Regions from separate parts of the Mus musculus genome. Here region 1 is linked to region 2. Evidence: chromatin loops called from intact Hi-C (ENCODE). Cell type or tissue: heart. All regions are shown on one strand. Region 1 overlaps Ghr (growth hormone receptor). Region 2 overlaps Ghr (growth hormone receptor).

The links. Peaks named below come from ENCODE experiments on the same cell type or tissue, not always from the same donor. Only the 100,000 strongest peaks of a DNase experiment are listed, where the experiment ranks them.
Region 1: it touches region 2 in a loop (2.0-fold over the local background); 2 of 42 quality-filtered maps call a loop at or near these places.

What each region holds. Positions count from the first base shown.
Region 1 is chr15:3,374,626-3,379,625 of GRCm38, forward strand. The region is part of intron 3 of Ghr (growth hormone receptor); the gene reads right to left. The region is part of intron 4 of Gm41254 (a long non-coding RNA gene); the gene reads left to right. Among named protein-coding and RNA genes, the nearest start is that of Ccdc152, 74 kb to the left of the region's middle. In heart, no CTCF peak of the experiment used is centred here; no DNase peak of the experiment used is centred here.
Region 2 is chr15:3,431,229-3,436,228 of GRCm38, forward strand. All of the region lies in intron 2 of Ghr (growth hormone receptor), which reads right to left. Among named protein-coding and RNA genes, the nearest start is that of Ccdc152, 130 kb to the left of the region's middle. In heart, no CTCF peak of the experiment used is centred here; a DNase peak (open chromatin) is centred at 2,213; H3K4me3 peaks cover 304 bases; H3K27ac peaks cover 1,848 bases.

The DNA of each region.
Region 1 (5,000 bases), 57 kb before region 2:
TAGATATTTAGTCAGGTTTCTGGGAGGACTTCATCTTTCACATATCTGAGTGTGCTTTATGACATTTTCAGATAGGAAAGGCTACTGTTCAGGTGCTGGTTAATTTGAGAGACAGGAGCTTCAGGGCTGCTGACTTTGCAGATCATTGGCTTGTTGAGGATGCCACAAACGAAGTGAGAAACCACCGAACTTCAGGTGGTTGTCATGTAAGCTGCCAGCGAGGTACAAGAAATATTTCTACTTCTATTTCTATTTCATTTTTCTTCCCCCTCCCTTGTCTCTTCCTTGTACATTTAGAGCAGAACAAGGGAGTAAAATAGTAGGGAAAATGAAATCTCATGTTTCTATATTAACAGGGACGGTGAGGAATTTGTTTTGGGGCTTTATGTGGGGGAGATAAACGGGGCTCTAGTAAAATTTAGGAATAAAGAGAAAGCCAAGGAAAGAAATTATTTCCTCCTTTATACTCCAAAATACACATAAACACACATTCATACTCTTAGAATGGCTAATACCACAACCATAAATGCACATTCATACTCTTTGAATGGCTGACCATAACCAACTTTACTTCAAAAAATAACATTAACACTTGTTTTCATGTTCCAAATTCCCTGCCAACCTGATTCACCATTTGGAGCCACACATAATATGGAGGAAACTCTGTAGCAATAAACTCCAGACTGCTGTAGTCCATCCACAGATTGCTCCATCCTTTGTTAGGTATGCATATGTCTTTGTCACACCTGACATGCAATGAAAACACAAATATTCCCCTGTTGACAATAAGCAGGTATCCACTAGCACATGCCTTTGCTCAAGTTCTCCAGGCCAGAATCTCTGACTATGCTCTTTTGACTTCAAAACAATTTGTTGTTGTTGCTGCTGGAAATCTCCAGTCTTTAGGTTTTTTGTTTTGTTTTGTTTGATCTTTTGTTTTTTATTTAAATAGTCAGATCATCTAAAGTACACATTTTAGCTTATGTTTCAATGACCTGACAAATGCACCCAGTATTTGAAACACCCCAGACAAAAAGCATTACTATAGCACCTAGAGCTACTGGACCTGTCTCTTGAAGAGCAAAGAAAACTGTATTCAGAGAAGCAAACTTTAAGCCAGAATGTCATCAACTTATGCAAGGTTCTTTTGCCAGGAGCAGGGGCAAAACAGTAAGGGAGCTGGTCTTTCAAGTTTGTTTCTCCCTGTGATTTTGTTCAAGTCAGCAAAGCTCCCCTGCTCTGTACTTGACCTTTATGCAAGGTTTGAGGAGCACAGGAAAGTTAAAGCCAACACATTCCCTGTAATTTTACTCTGGCCCTTGATCTTGTATTATTAACATCCTACAATGCTTTTGTTGCAATGGGTTAATCAGGCTCGTTTATACTGAAGAGGACCATGGGGGCACCTTAAGCTGTGCACAATGAACTTCAGTGTTTTCTATTGAGAAGGTTCTCAACCATAATATTATAATTACAGCATCACCCATACACTACAATTACAGTTAAAGCTAGGGCTATGTTTACAGTGTACTAAAAGGGATGGAATTGTTTCATTTTAAGTGACCCATTTGCCTCCTCTGTTGGTAACTAAAATGCATACGGATGAAAGAGTCATGTCTGAATACAGTTTTCTGAAGAACAGCTTCAGACACCAAGAAGCTAAAAGTGAAAATAAAACCCCAAGAGTCCCAAATCCCAAATGAGAAAGGACATACATGAGCACCAGCCAGCCTGTCACCACAATGACTCTTGATTTGAAAGGCCAAGGTGGGCAAGATTGTGGAGGCTAGCATCCTGGTGGGGCTGTGCATCTGGGTTCCCTGTTCCCACACTTGATCTGCCTTGTTGTGCAGGCTATGGCTGAGCTCTTCTTGTCTGTTTGTAAAGGTTCATTGGTGGTAGTATTTTCTCCTAGGATGTGAGCATATAGGACTGCCACTCACTCGGTTACAGTGAATGTCCAGTCATTCCCCTAAGACATACTTTATTTGTCCCCTCTTATGAGCCAGATATCCTTCAAAATTCTAAGTAAACTGCAAGAAGAAAATAGAAATTTCTGCTCTCGTGGAACTGAATCTTAATGTATGTTAGACTGGCCCTTTGCTTATTAACTTGGGAGAGTTACGAGAAAACTTTGTCATGCATGAGTGACGACTGATGTTGACTCATCTGTCCTGTCTTGGACATCAACACTTCACTCAGTCAGCTTTGGATTGAGACCTATCATTTCCTTTCTCCTTTCTTCCTTCTTTTTTTAATTAAAATTTTCATCCTATATATTTTGATGATATTCTTTGCCTTCCTGCAACTCCTGCCAGATCCTTTCAACCTCCTTACACATCCACTCCTTTTTCTTCTTTTATTCTTGACAATTTCATACACATACATACTGAATTTGGGTCATTTTCATTCCATGTTACCCTCTCTCATCCCCTTTGCTCTCCCATTGAAACTCCCCTTTCTAACAAGCTTCCTTCTACGTTGATGAGATGTTTTATTTTTTTATCTACTGAGTTTAATTATGGTTGCCTGAGTGAACACGAGTGGGATTGTGTACTAGAGTTTGAGCAATTTATCAGTTGTTACACCACTGAAGAAAATGACAGTCCTTGCTCAACACTGATTAACAACCCATAGTCCCTCAGCGAAGAGCACATGCTTTGTCTACACAATAAACCTCTTAAAGGCTCTGAGGAGGAAGCTTTGTACTGAGGTTTATCCAGTTGGGGAAAGACTTGCCATTTTGAAAACAGAAAAAATGTTGCTATAATGGCAGAACATTTAGCTGTAATACAAAATTCAACTCTTTCATTCCTAGAAACAATTTCTAGTAGGGGGTGGAGGGAACCAAGCACTGTGCTAAACATTTTACAGAATTAGCCCTGTGGGGACATCGAAGCAAGTCAGCCAGGCTGCAACTGCTTTTCTGTACTTCCTCTAAGCCCTGTCTTTCCCATCAGGCCCCTCAGCTGTGTAGTGACTAGAGAGTCCATCTGGCCTTCCCTTTTGGTCTCTCTGCCTTTCTACCTGTAAATAGGTAAACTAATATCTCACCCAGACTGACATAGTGGTGGAGCAGGGAACTGGGGCTACTTAAGCCTTTGCAACTCTTTATGGATGTAAAAAGTAACTGTAACACTAAAGTTGTATTTAAAAAAACAAAGAAGCATTTGTTTTCCTCAAAATTGTCTGAAAGTCTGTGAAACTCATTTCCTGAAGAAATGTTATTCAATGTGAGATATACTGCATTTGAGGCAGGGTCTTTTCTAGAACTCAAGATGACAGAAAAAGCTAAGTAGTAAATAAAGGGAAGGACAGGTAGGACTTTCCATAGCCAGGTCACTGTAATTCTGCAACTTGTGGTTCAATGCTAAAGGGGCACAATTTTAGAAAGTTATTTCAATTCACAGGAAGGAGAGCTTCTATTGCAGTAGGGATGGCATTAAACTTTCTTTGTCCACCCTGATGATCTGTGTGCAGTATTCCTGGCACAACTTCATGGTGCCCAGTATAGAAAGCAATATGTACTGACAACACAGCAGAGACTGGCTCTATATTAATATCTGCTTTCACAATAATTGAAATTTGGGTTTGAAATATTTTTAGGAGAGAAAAAAGAAAAGTTATACGCTAATTCTCAACAACACATGAAAACTCAAGAGAACCTACCAAAAAATAAAGGTACAAATGACACTTATGAATATCTCAAGGACTTAAAAGTGAACTATGAAAATATGTCTATCGTAATAGTGTAATGTTGCCACTGTGTAATATTTAATGATGCACATCTTCTTAAGTCCTCCTTTTTCATTTTATTTGTCATATATCCTGATTATGGTTTCCCTTCTCTACACACTTCCCGGTTTCCCCCGCTCCCCTAACGGAAGCTTTTTAGCTTTTATTTTTGGATCATGAATTCAATCCAGGAGTCAGTTTATAAAAGATGCACAACTGTGCAAAGTCAAACTATAGCTGTCTGTTTTCCTGACTTTTCAGGTACAAGTATTTGGCATAGTAATGCCATGTCTCAGATAGTCAGTTGTAAATAATTGTCCCTGGTATCTATTGACAAATATTCAAACGTGTTTAGCTTCCATTGGATGGAGTATCTTTAATAACAACAAATGCACAAGTCCATATTGATTTCCAGACAGTTAATTCTTACTTTACTATATACTTTATTTCAGAAGAGTTGACTATGAAATAGACCAATAAAGTGAATGTTTTGTTCTCATTAACACATTACCAAACTGAAGATAATTTTTACAGGAAACTAAAAGATGGCCACCAGCATAAAATGAAGGCTTAATCTCATAAAATAAAATACCACAAAAGAGTTATTGATATGATTAGAATAGTATTTGGTACAAATTCTTAAGAGACCAGCTAGGACTAATTTAGATTCTTAGGTTTATGCTCTATATCATAATTACCCTGAAGCAGTCACAGACAAGCTGAAACAAATGGTCATGGTTGGGTTAAATAAACAAAACTTATTTATAGCATATGCATCTGGTCTGAGGGTTAGTTTGCAACCTCTGGTTTAAATAAATGTTGACCTAAGGAAAAAGAAGACCTGAAGTAGCTTATTTTATAACTCATATTGTTGATTTGTAGGCAAATATGTTGTTTATTAAACTGATATTTCGTTATTGTTGTAAATCACTGCACATGGTGCTGGGCTTCACCATAGGCAATTTCTTCCAAATTCAATAGATACTTTGACTGTATGAAAGCCTCCCCTTTATGGTTAAGTGATTTTTCTGAAAGATTTTAAGTAATTCTGGGGAAATCAAATACCCACATAAAAAAGAAGAGTGTAGTTTCCCAATTCAAGTCATGTGTGCAAAAATCCCCACTCAAGATGGATTAAATGCTCACCCATAAGAGCTCGAACTTTAAACTGCTCTTAAGAAACACTGAAGTAAAACCCCACGGGCTTGATTTGTTCTTTTTTTTTTTTTTAATTTATTTATCACATGTAATTACACTGTAGCTGT
Region 2 (5,000 bases):
AAACAGTGTGAAGAACGATAGAAAAAGACCAGTTCCAAAGTCAGCCTCTGGCATGTACGTGTATGCATAAGCCCGGGCAAGTCTACACACACATACACACACACACACACACACACAGAGAGAGAGAGAGAGAGAGAGAGAGAGAGAGAGAGAGAGAGAGAGAGTACAGGAAAATTCCAGTACTAAGAGTTTTCAAATCAAATAGATTGGCGACTGGAGAGATTCTTCTCATATTCTTATGAAGAATCAGATACAATGTTGGGTGGTGGCTGTGTGAGTGGGTAGACTTTTCTATATTACACCCCCCCCATTCCATGCTCAGCCTATGGGCCTGTTTCCTTTTCATCTTTCAACTTGAACCTGGCAGCAGAGCACTCAATTGGTAAGCTCCCTCACCATTTCAGATCTTTGAGAGTAGCTAATGGCCTATTCAACTCAAAAGGAAGCAGCCATTAGACCAAGTATCTAAAGCCTCCATCGATTTCCAGCCGAGGGAACTCCCTTACAATCATCGAGAAGTGTATGCAGTGCCTTTGGCCTTACGGCATATTCCTAGCCGGGGATCTGCATTCCAGGGCATTGCCTTCAGAAATATCTACCATCAGCCACTTGTTTTGTGGTCCTTTAACACAGCTTGGCCTCTACAGGAAGATAGCTCTGTGACCTTGAGCTTTCTGATCCAGTTAAGAAGCAAAATAGCTATACAAATACTTCATTCTTCTTATGCTGCCCAGTACTCAACACAAAACTTCTTTACAGTGGTCACCGTAAACACTTTCTACATCAGCTGACTATACTTGCTTATGAAAAATTAGGGCATTAGTCTTTTTACACAAGCACTTAAAAGACAGCTTCCCTTGGTTTCATACTTTGTATTCTAAAGAGAAACAAAGAAATTAAAATAAAATGAATCCTGAAATTATATCCATTGTTTACATAAAATGTTTGTTAATTGCCTACTCTAAACAAAATCATTTATTAGATGCTATATATGCATGAAATATTTACAGCCAGGAGATGAGACCACAAGGATCTCATAGCTGAAAACTGAAGGTCAATGCTGATTATCACAATACATAATTTTCAGAATATCTATTATTTGGTATCCATAATGCTTGCATAATTAATGAGCATTTTAAATCCTTATCATGGATTGCTTCTAAACCACAAATTTATGATAAAACCTGGATGATAGAAGCCAGGATTTCCATTGGGCAATGGGTTAATCTTCTATAGAGACTCATGGAAATGGTTTCTTTCTTACTGTGGCTCTTAAGGGACAGCTATCATCCTTTTCTAATTAGATTAATTAGTTCCTTTTTAACCATGTCACTAGGTTTTCCTGTGTGCATGTGTGGGAGGAGACAGACAGACAGGCAGGCAGGCAGGCAGACACACAGACAGACAGACAGAGAGACAGAGATAGAGATAGAGATAGAGATAGAGATAGAGATAGAGATAGAGATAGAGATAGAGAATGACAGGAGAAGCAAATGGCAAATGACATGAGGTGTGCTAGGGAAGAGGCTCTAGTTCATAGAGAAAATAAATTTTACTATTAGAGATGCGTTCATTTGGATGAAGAATGATCTTCTATTAAAATGTGCTCACCCTTGAGAGAACTATCATATTCAGAATTCCCAGGTCATCATACCTCAAAATAAATGAGGTCACTTGATTCTGCTCAGCCAGCAGCTAAGATTGAAAAGGTCTTGAAGTAGATGGCATAGGTCAAGGTGCAGAGTTATTTTGGCAAGGGCAGGCCTGGTGAAGAAGCTGCAGAGGAGAGGCCAGACAAGAGATAGTGGGAGGGTGCTGAATTGGATGGATGAGCACAGGGCATAGTAATGGGATAAGGAGCTTCAAAGAGCTCTGAAAGCCTTTGGTACAGAAAAACAACCTTCTCATGGCTAACTCTGGAGCATATCTAAGATATACTGGAACATTCCTTGTCATGATTTCGAAGCTCCTTTTTTTACCTCCCACTCTTTCTGGTTGCATCTATGTAAACACATTTCTGTTTTAGAAGTCAAACAGTTCAAAATTTAAACATCCCATTCTCTGGTTCTAAAGGAGATATCCATTCTGAAGAATGACAGGACGGAGTCCATGAAAGCTGGATGCCTCACATGGGGTCAAGAGTTCACTTCCTGGACCTAGCTGCTTTAACCAGAGGCGCCTTCCCTATTTCTGGGCACTCTTGATACTGTCAGCAGCTGGTACGGCTCCCACAGACAACCCTTGACAACATCACAGCTGTTTCCTCTCCTGCCAAAGCCACTTAAACTCCCAGAGTTCCCTGCATTCTTTTCTATCAGCTGGAGCAGAGGGTAGATGGTTGGATTCAAGTGCTTTTCGTCACGATTGCAGAAATGTACATTTGCTTAATGTGGAATGCTTTCTCACGGTGCCCTCTTTGAGGGACTCTGAGGTGGGCGGCCAACAGAGCATTCTCGCCTGCTAGCATTTTCCTGGGCAGAACTGAAAAGCAAGTTGCTAGGCTCACATCAGGAAAAGCAACCTTAGCTCTGGAACCCATAGAGCTGGATAAAGAAATCCAATAGGAAAGAAAGAGGAGTGCTCATTTTCCTTTTGCTATGGATGGCCACAGCAGATCTGGTCACACATACCATGGTTCTGTGTCTGCAGTTTTGTTAGCAGTCACCCTCTAGAACACCAATAAGTATGAGTCTATGTATCGGTATAAGTAACACTGCTTAGTGTCATAATTAACTCTTTTTATGCTGGTCTATGGTTACATTTGTCTCAGCAGAATTCAAATAAAAAATTGATGGAATCACCGATTATAATAGAACTCTATTTATCATTCTTTATTTGCAGTCTGGATATGTGATTAAAAAAAAAAAAAGCCCAGAAGGTCTATGTTCATTTTTGGAAAGACAATAGCTCTTGAATAGCAAATGATTTCCAGAATCTTAATTTGTATCTCTATCATGCCGCTGACATTGTAGCCTTCCCCATGCCACAAGAAAGCCCACTGAGAGGAAAAAAAATATCTAGAATTTATCTCTTGTAGCTGGTTAGAAAATACCAATTTTAAACACTCTTCTCCACAGAAATTCCTCTCCTTGTTTCTAACTTTAATCTTAGGTCTCTAAATGTCTACAGATAGACTATTCTGGAATAGATTTTCATTATTTGAAACCCTCATGCTTACAAGTAAAACTGGCCTGTAGCTTTTACTCTAAGGGCTTGGCATGGGTTCAGAGCAGAATAGTGGATCCACATAGTACTGGCTCAGCTGAAAGCAAGGGTGAGGAGGGCTTTGCCTCTTTTCTCACCTTTCCAGTGTCCACCTCCAGCCTTACTTTAGTGAAGCTAGGCTGATGCCAGCAGGCAAGGCAGCATGTTCCCAAGTAACATTTGTGGTCAGGAGAATCACATCATTAGTGATGCCTAACTTCCCAATTACCTCCTTTTGACTTGGTCCCAGAGCCATGCACAAGTGTTTTCTCATCCTCCATCTGGCCTTCTCTGGCTCTGACTCACTCATTATCACCCTTCTCCACTTGAACCCAACGGACTTCGTTTGGTGGATCTTGCCAAGTAATGATAGCGAATGAAATAAAATTTGCTTATCTAAGTTAGATCCAGATTGCAAGTTTTAAGGCTTGTTATTTATTCCAAATATAGCCCAAGGATTGTTTTCTACCTTCAGTCTTACAAATGGGTGGTACCTCAGTCTACATATTATACAAATGACATTTTAGATACTCAGTGTACACTGGATAGACAAAGACCAAGTTAATACTGATGTCTCTCTCCCTCTCTCACACACACCCCATTCACATGCTTTATAGGCTATTGTTAAAATAAAATCTGGCTCAATCCATTTTTCAAAGACTTTCTATTTAAAAGGCCTAAGTTATCAGCTGAGATAAATGTAATCTCTTCTCATAAAAACTCTAAAATTATATGAAAAGAAAACTATTCAACACAGGGGGGGAAAGGCTAACAAGAAAATGTTGTTTTAAAATAGATTTATCATGTACTTTATTGTTTTTCTGTATGTGCCTATACAGGTTTATGGGTACCATGTGAGTGCAGGTGCCATTGAAAGCCACGGTCTCCTGGAACTGGAGTTACAGGCAGTTGTGAGCCACCCAATGTGGTTGTGGGAACTGAACCTGGGTCCTCTAGAACAGTAAATACTTCTAACTACTGAGTCATCTCCCAACCCCGGAAACAAAAACTATTACAGAAACCTTTTCTTACTGAAGGCAATCACGTGAGGCTAAGACAGAATAATAAGCCAAGATAAAATTCTTGTGGAGCACATTTTCAGAGCTAATGGCACGTCCCACTATTCAAGACCTGAAGCATTTCATTCCAGATGCTGACAATATCAACAGACTGATAAATTGATGGTTTCTGCTCACTGTTAGAGGACCAATGGTGAGACATACATCACTGTTCAAACTGACTTAAAAGGTCAGTTCTTAAACTTATGACTTTAACCTAAACTCTGAGAAACGTTTTTTACAATGAATTGTTAAGACTGTTCCTGTGTGCCTGGAAAGGAAGCAATAGGTCAACGAGAACCACATAGCTCCACTGAGAACAACATTTTACAGGAAATGCCCTTCCTGTCCTTTCACGGATGGGTTATTGAATGCTTGTTTAGAGAAGCACTGACCTGTAATGTTCCTCAGTTTCAGTGAAGCAGTTGATGTCATATCTTAATATATGCCGTGAATGAAATGCATTATTGTGGCCTGAATAATCATGAAGTTAAATATGGTTAAAGGAAAAATCTAGAAATTAATTACAGAACCCAAGAGACTCTTGGTCATAGCCCTTCAGAGTATGTTGCAAAATTCTTTGAAACTGTTTTTGTAAAAGTTTTTGTATGAAATAATTTTTAAAAGGACATACTATGTTAATTATGTCATGAAGGATACAAGTGCAGAAATTCCAGTTTATTTTATCAGATCCATGAACATTAAGTTTTGAGAAAATCTGAAATCCCAAGTCTAAAC